Regions from separate parts of the Homo sapiens genome. Here region 2 is linked to region 1. Evidence: chromatin loops called from intact Hi-C (ENCODE). Cell type or tissue: PC-9. All regions are shown on one strand. Links, peaks and the distances in the headings refer to the core of each region. The heading gives the core; the rest is flanking DNA.

The links. Peaks named below come from ENCODE experiments on the same cell type or tissue, not always from the same donor. Only the 100,000 strongest peaks of a DNase experiment are listed, where the experiment ranks them.
Region 2: a loop joins it to region 1, with 5 times the contacts of the local background. A loop is called at or near these places in 6 of 110 quality-filtered maps.

Annotation. Positions count from the first base shown.
Region 1 is chr3:86,771,865-86,776,276 of GRCh38, forward strand. No RefSeq gene overlaps it. Among named protein-coding and RNA genes, the nearest start is that of VGLL3, 220 kb to the right of the region's middle. In PC-9, for the core only: a CTCF peak has its summit at 2,418 (motif pointing right); a DNase peak (open chromatin) is centred at 2,417.
Region 2 is chr3:87,502,228-87,506,639 of GRCh38, forward strand. No RefSeq gene overlaps it. Among named protein-coding and RNA genes, the nearest start is that of POU1F1, 230 kb to the left of the region's middle. In PC-9, for the core only: a CTCF peak has its summit at 1,873 (motif pointing left); a DNase peak (open chromatin) is centred at 1,864.

The DNA.
Region 1 (4,412 bases), core at 125-4,124:
CTTCTCCCCACTGTCAGCATCCACTCCAGTCTTGGAGCAATGTGGGGCCAAGCCTGGGCACTGTTGCAGCCTGGCCAGGGATGCACACACTTGGGACAATGCTGAGACACAAGGCCCCTGCTGCCTCGAGCCCCTCTGGACTTCGGGCGCCAACAGGCATGTGAGGGAGGCCAAGGGAGACTAAGGACAGCCCTGTGCTGGCCTACAGATGCCCCTTTGCATGAGCAGCCTGGGCACCATAGATGGCAGCAGGAGACAGACAAGCTCCTGGGTGGAAGGGGGCAGTCCCCAGTGAGGCCTCACCTTCAGGCCAGGGAAGGCCTGAAGGCTGGCAGTCAGGCTGCCAGTCATGCAGACTGGAGTAAGTGCATGTGGTGCCTTTTCCGGGCCACCCATGGCCACCCATGGACCAATCAGCACACACTTCCTCTCATCTGAGGCCCATATAACCCCAGGGCTCAGACAGAGCAGAACAGACATCAGAACAACTAGCTGCAGAGAGGAACAGTCCACTCCAGGGCCTCCTCTCTGCTGAGAGCTGGGGAGACAGGACAACCTCCCTGCAGAGAGAAGCTTCCCACTCCAGGGCCTCCTCTCTGCTAGGAGCTGAACACTCATCTGGACACTGTGGCTGCATGGCTGTGGAAAGGAGCTGCCCCCCTGCAGGAGACTTAGCTGTTATATCACTCAATAAAGCTCCTATTCATCTTGCTCATAGTCCCACTTGTTTCCATATCTCATTCTTCATGGTGGTAGGAGAAGAACTCTGGATCTGTCAAATGGTGGGGCTAAAAGAGCTGTAACACAAACAGGGCTGAAACATGTCCCTTGCTCGACACACTGCTGCTGAAGAGTAAAGAAGAACTGAGGCCCTTCAGAAATCCCAGACCTGGAAGCTTCTGTAGCCAGGGCGGTGACTCTTTGGGGCTCTGCAGTTCCTGGCATCTCAAGCCAGCACCTGGAGCTGCCTGTCCCGCTGTGGTAGCTGTCACATCTGATTGTGCTCAGTGGCTAGACCCCACATTCATTCACACACCCTTTGCTGTTCCACACCTGAATCACGCTTGGCAAGTATGGGACCCAGGCTGGTAGTGTGAGCTGAGTGCAGATTGCCAGGACAAGCAGGTAAAACAAGCCCAGTAGGCCCGAGCTACTAGGGCAACTAGGGCAACAATGCCACCCACAGAGGTTTCCGACCAGAAAAATGACACCCCAATGATCCTGTAACAATATAACAGGGTTAGAAATTAATTATGAATGCTAATCTTATAGAATAGTCATTTCCCAGATTAAGAGTACAGAAACAGGTGCAAAGGTACATTGACCTTTCTCAAAGAAAAAAAATGATATTCATTCCTTTCTATTAATGTTAATTTTAAGACAAATAAGTCATATGTTTTCGTTCATTTTATAATAAATCACTTCCCTTTCTATAATATGTAATATTAATTGTGTCCAGGTACCAGGACATTTTAATCTTTGCATTAGTCAATTCTCACTATATGAAAAAGTTGCTTCTCTTAGCTACAGATAATTATAAAGACCCAGTAAGTTTTTCATATACACCAGCCTTCCCTCACAAAAGCACGTGCATCTCCCAGCAGGTGGATGAAGACAGGGGCAGCGGGAGGCTGATAACAAGCTCTTTTTACTAAGCAAATATTTCAAAGGAAAGATATTAACTTATCAATATTGTCCTTGAGTATAATGAGCATTTTAAATAACACACACCTGAACTTTTCATTTTGAGTGTTTTATTTTAGAAATGTATGGCTTTCTGTATTTATCATTTATTTTGAAACTACATGTATCTGCTCTCGCAAACCTCTCCTTCATTCAAGAAAATAGACTCTCTACCACACAGAAGAGCATGAATGTGCAACCAATAATTATTTTTGTTTGTCTAATTATCATTCTATCCAAATAACTTCAATATATTTTTCTGCTTTTATAGGTAATTAATTTCTAAAGTTAGTATTGACAACAAATACATCATATACATTTTAATTTATGTGACATAACTAAGTGAACCAGTGTACATACAAGTGCTTGAGAAATTCCTACATGATTACAAATACTTAAACAGTACATGATAGCTAGTTAGACTTTTAAAACTTCACATAACATTTGACAGTTCCTTTGGAACCTGATTTGGAAGATTATGCCTTACGGCAACAGCTCTATCCTGTTCGTTCTAACCTTGAAGTTTTACATTTTGTAAATAGCAAAGCAAGCCTTGGAAAACCTTGTAATTGACAAGGTAATATATGAATACCATACAATGCATACACTGCATTTCTGTTTCTGTTTACTCATAACTTCATATGTATTAAATGACTGAGTCTGTAATTCCAATATGTAAATTCCAATTCAATAAGTTTTGCACTAGCCTTTTAAAAAAGACAAACTGTCGAGTATACCACTAGGTGGCAGAGAAAGATCAGAAAATTTCCATTACATACTCATGTATTAAAATGTATTTATAGTGCACTTAAAAGTCTTTCTTGAATTACATTTTATATATAAAATTGTGTTCGGTCTCAGTATGCTTTTAGTTATTATGAAAACATGTTTTATAAAGATTTTTACCAAATACATTTTAACAGGAAATATTTTATTCTTTGTGATATATACATATATGAAATATATAATACATTTCCGATATGTAAACACTATGTGTGTACATGAGTGTGTATGCACTGGCAAATTTTATACCCTATATAGAATAATACTTTAGGAAAAAGCAAAATGTAAACTAATCCTATGACATCCTACATTCACATTTTCTTTTGTGATAAAGTCTTAATTTAAAATTTTTCTAGCTAAGAATAATTCAATATAACTTATATTCATAAACTCTAACATTTTACTTTTATATCATTACATATATGACTGTATTTAAATTACTATATTTTATAATCAATGTAATTTGCTACTCATAGGTGTCTTCTAAATTATCTTTATTCATATTCATATTATTTTTGTAGGGTTACTGATTAATCAAAAGTTTCAAACAGCTACTGATATTTGAAGGAATGCTTCTACTTTCTATAGTTGATGAATTTGGTAAAATAATAGCATATTTTCTCTGATAATTCTTCGTCTTTACTCTCGCAAAGAGAGACAGTTTTTTTTTTTTCTAACAAAAAAATATGTGAAAGCAGCAGACTGAGCTAGCAAATGTCAGGTCCGGTTTTGCTTCCACAGCGGATATACTCTGTGATCCTTAGTAAATCAACATACTGATGCCAATTAATAAGTGAAAAGAGTTTAGTGACCTAAAATTCTAATGAAGGAGAGGAGAATGACTTCATTAATATGTAATTGATTTTTTTTTTTTTAGTTGCCAGGTTTAGAGAAGCTCGAACGGAACTTTTTACAATTTTTTAATTTTTAATTTTTGTGGGTACATAGTAGGTGTATGGATAGAAATTTTTTACTCAGTTTTAGACTATTATAAGCTTACTTGTTTACTTTCAGGTTGAATTTTTACAGTGTTCCTACGTTCCATCCTACCTGATTGGTCTTTTCATTTCTTACTTTTCCTCCCCAAATTTATCACCTATTATTTATCTTCCTTCATTCCCTCTCCACCTCTCCTCATTTGTTGTTTGAATGAATGAGTTGGAAAATAGGGATAAGATCTCGAAGAATCAGAAAGTTATGATTTAGAATTACTTGGTGGGGCAAAGGGATACGGATTGTTCTGTTTTTCTGAACTCTTTGGGAATTTTTAAAAAAACATTGGCACATTGACTTAGCATAAATAAAGCAGACTGGACATAAGGAAGATTCTCATTGCTGAGTTGCTGGGCAGAAATTTGGAATTCATTTCTGTATTTTCTAAAACATGTTATTATTTGCTAAAATATCTACAATCCCAAGCAACAAAAACAGATAAATAAGTTTAACTCTTTAAGTCTTTAATTCTGTGACTGATATGCTCACTTCAGGTAGGTAAATTATTTTCATAGCTGTGCTTACAAAACACTAAAACCTGTTTGCAATTATGATAGCACACAGTATATAGGCAACATTTTGAAGTCTTATGAGATTTTACTTTCTCTGCTATACCTTTGATGTTACTAGTAATATATTTAAAAAATAAATATTTTCAAAGTATTTTTCTCATCGAAAGAGGGTAAACACTTTATGGACAGGGACAGTATCTGAAACATTTTAAATGTCTGGAGATTCTTATTATATAGGCATTGAATAAATATTTGTGGATTATTTGATTACCTTCTTATCACCTAACTTCAGAAAAATCAAAATGATAGATATTAACAGAAATTCATTAGCCACACCAAGACCACTGCAGGCACCTGGTTTGAGCCTTCAACATTTTCCAGAGATTCTGGACTTTCAGTAACTCCTACTATTTCTATTCAGGCTAGGAGTGACAAGTTGGA
Region 2 (4,412 bases), core at 257-4,256, 730 kb after region 1:
ATAGCTTGAAGGAGGCTTAGCTGTGCGGGGACAAGATAACAAATGTAAGATTATTTCAAGTGAAAATTAAAATGAATATGGCATAGAAATCCAAAGACAATAGGAACAAATACGTATGAAACTAATAGGTTATTTTTTTCATCAAGGGAATGGAAAATTAAGATTAGTTCTGATCACAGAATTGCAAAGTAGCATACAAAGGGAAAAGCTTAGTTGATAGGGCAATAAGCAAAGTAAGTTTTCAGTGGTTTTTTAAAAGATATTTATTTAAACTATAAGAGTATCTCTCCACTCTGAAATTTCCAGTATTCTGTGGTCATCCTTTCTGTTGTTATCTAAACTAAATATTCTAGGTTCTTATTAGGCATGATGTTACATAATCCAGCCACCTCATAAATATTTTTGAGGAGCTTCCTGTGTTTTTTGTCACTTGTCACGTGTAAGACTACCATACATGGTCAATAGATTTGTGTATTGTATACCACACAATTCCAAGGGCACAACTCACTGGAATTGGTATTCACTGTCCTCCCGGAGTTGTACAATGGACACTGTGCATAACTGTACATAGCAGTCCTGCAGCTCTCATCTCAAACCTCCTCTCTCAGCTTTTGTGTGATCCCCTCTCCTGTATTGCTACGCATCATCCCTGCATCTTCAAGCATGTCTGCCTCACCTCCCATCCAAATATGGACGTGCTACCTCCCTTTAGACATCTAAACCATTGGCTGCAGTCTAAAAATTTTTGCTCTGAACTTTGTGGTATCAAAAGATTATATATATACATATATATGTATATATATCACATTCTCTGTGTGTGTGTGTGTCTCTTACACATACATACACACACATAAAGCTTAAAATTCCGTATCAATAGCACATCCACTATTCCTAAAAAATTGTTCATTGTTTTTTTGCTTTTCAAATAGAGTCCAAACTTTCAGCCTTATAAACCAAAAAGAACAAATTAGCAAGCAAAACAATTATAATGACAAACATTTTCTATATATAAATGATGTATGATAGGCATTGTTCACAGAAAGGTACCTGGGAAACTACAAAGTAATTAATTTTGAGAGTTTGAGTTTTGTGTTATGAGTTCATCATGACTCCAAAAGGTGCTACTAATATTTATTTATTCATAATTCTAACTTTAAGCTGGGGTGTCAGACTTGGAAGCAAAGAGATTGAGTTTCTGGAAGAAATCCAGAAATTCTGGCTGTTCTCAGTTTACCTTGCGAGAAACTCAGACTAGCAGAGCAAGACAAGGGCATGTGCATAGGAGCAGTTTCAATTGTCTGAGTTGGCATGTTGATAAGTTTAGAATTCTGAATAAATATTATTAGAAAACCTTTGCTAGCTCTCTTCCTTGCAGTTGGACAGGACAAAGAAAAATCAAGGGCATAGTCATAGCTAAGTAGGAATACAAAGTTGTGAATGCATGGCTCGCACTTCCAACCTGTCTGCAACTATGCTCAACTTTTGAAGATTCCTGCCTAGTAGTCTATGATTCTAGCCTCCATATTCAATATGCAGTCCAGAATATAAATCATTAATTGAAGTTGTGTTATGGACTAAAGGAGAGTAATCCATTTACCAATGTATATAATATATAAAATACTTTGTGTATCTTCATGTGGTGATTCTAAAATATTTATTGCCTCCATCAGATTTACTTAAAAAATGCAGTTTGAAGGAATAAATGTTTACAGATGAAGGATGATTAAGCAGATAGACTAGTATCGTCATGTTTTGGTGATCTCAACTCTGGAATATCAACAAACCAACTCCTTGGTAATTGTTAGTTGCAAATGGGCCATCTTTGAAATCAGTCACTCTAACTATAAAGAGGTCTGCTTCCCCCTGCTGGAAGCATCCAATAGCTGCACTTAATCCAGCAATCTTTTTAATGACGTCACCATTGATAGGAACTGCTCGCTCACATTTATTAAGTGCTTACTCAATAAATGGGTTTGGTATAAAAAATGATAATAAAATGTCCCTTTTCTCTTGTGCATGACAAAATCTTTCTTATGACTCCCGGAGATGTGACTATAATTCTGTCTAGGCTTCTCCTTGACCACGCCATGTGTGCTAATACACAAGCCTAAGAAACAATACGGTTTGATGCTCTAAGACTTGAAAAGTGCTTTGTTGGCTTCTGGGCAATCGTCCCACATCTTTCCCTTCTTGCAAAACCCGCAATCACATGCAGAATCTCCAGGTTCTCAAAGAGGAGAAATCCTTATTTTCTTTTCTTTTTTTTTTTTATGTTTTTTTAAATTATTTTTTTTTATTATTATACTTTAAGTTTTAGGGTACATGTGCACAATGTGCAGGTTACTTACATATGTATACATGTGCCATGCTGGTGTGCTGCACCCACTAACTCGTCATCTAGCATTAGGTATATCTCCCAATGCTATCCCTCCCCCTTCCCCCACCCCACGACAGGCCCCAGAGTGTGATGTTCCCCTTCCTGTGTCCGTGTGTTCTCATTGTTCAATTCCCACCTGTGAGTGAGAATATGCGGTGTTTGGTTTTTTGTTCTTGCGATAGTTTACTGAGAATGATTTCCAATTTCATCCATGTCCCTACAAAGGACATGAACTCATCATTTTTTATGGCTGCATAGTATTCCATGGTGTATATGTGCCACATTTTCTTAATCCAGTCTATCATTGTTGGACATTTGGGTTGGTTCCAAAGTGCTGGGATTACAGGCATGAGCCCTTATTTTCTTTTTCTAAATGTCCTATCACTTTTCTTATCCATCATTCCTTTTGTATTTCTTTTCTGTCACAGAAATCTTCAGTGTCTGGCGGAGGCCTTTCTTCTTGAACCAATTACATGTTTGTTTACCATAACACATTTTATAAGAATAAAAATACCTGACTCCTTCCTTATATCTATGTGTGTATATTTTATGTATATATTAATTATTCCACATAACCGGAGTCAATGAAAGACAATTTTACAAAACAATTTTTTACAAAACCCTTAAATAAATTCATCAAATTTTACATATCTATGGTATGTCTTAATACTTTATGAACAAGTTTAGAATAATGTCATGATTTGAAACTGAAGTTAATAAACATAGTGACTGTGAATAGCTACTGAAGCTTCTGATTAAGTAACATATCATAATTATGGCTGGTCGCCATTTGGATGTTTTCCAATTGTCATCAGGAAATGAGGTGTATCCTCAGGAAGATAATTAAAAGAAAATTGTTATATAATTTTCTAGGACAGTAATAAAGACTCACAGATAATGAATATTGAAGACAAATTGGTGCTTTGCAATTAAGTTTGTTTTCCAAATCAAGTTTGTGTGTTACAGAAGGAGGTTCACTTTGGAGAGTGAAATTTCTAAGATGAAACATATCTCTGGTGATTCATGGCAGATAGGAAAAACAAGACCATTCTTAGTTTTGAGATTTCCAAAGAGTAATATCACATGGGGACAGTTTTATTAAAAATACAGCAGTTTTGGATTTTTCAGTCCTCAGATGAAGATTGGTGTTCTTTATAAAGTTCTGCTCCAACTTACAGAAAAGTTGTGAAGATAATGTTTTGTTTCATTTGACTATTCCTTGGTCAGAACTTACTATGTTTTATAGTAGTATTGTCTATTGGTGACCTTGAATTTGATTTCACAATTTTCACACTGCCACATATTAAATTTCGTAGTACAGATACCAGGATTCAAAACAAGTGAGGATCTAATACTGGGAGATCAGAACCCAAAGTCAAAAAATATCTCAAATTACTTTGACAGTCTCATGCAGGAGACTTCTGTTCTCTCTGTGAGATTCTTAGCTCTGTTATCATACATAACACTATTTTAATCAAGCCAAAGCCTGATAAAAATCAGCAAAGATCATTTGCACTGTATTTTGGCCTAATTTGGCAGTTAAAATTGGTCAATGGATGGTGACACAAACAATTCTTGGAGAGTCTAAGACTCGCTATGTTCTCTGATGGCAATTCTTTTTTAAATGTATATATTTTGTTAACATTTCATTATGGTTTTAGTTAGTTTGTTTTTTAGTCTGTATACTCAAGGACTATGATTTCCATATCAGAATTTTCTTTTCATTTTTGACAAGTCTTTTTAACTTTGCATAAACTAGATTAATGGTAATTGCAAATAGTTTAAAAACAGTAAATAGAAAATCAAGGGCTAAGATATGCAGTACACATAATTTTAAAAAATTGATTAGGCATCCCTATTATCTGAAAAATTACATAACTCTTTATTTGGCTTTTTAATGTAAAATTAGAAATTCTAAGAAAGTTTATATTTACCAAATTAAAATTTAGTTTTATTTTTTTAAACTCAACTTTATGTGAATACTCTGATTTAAATGACCATACCTCTTTATGAAAAGGAATGGCAGATCTAACAT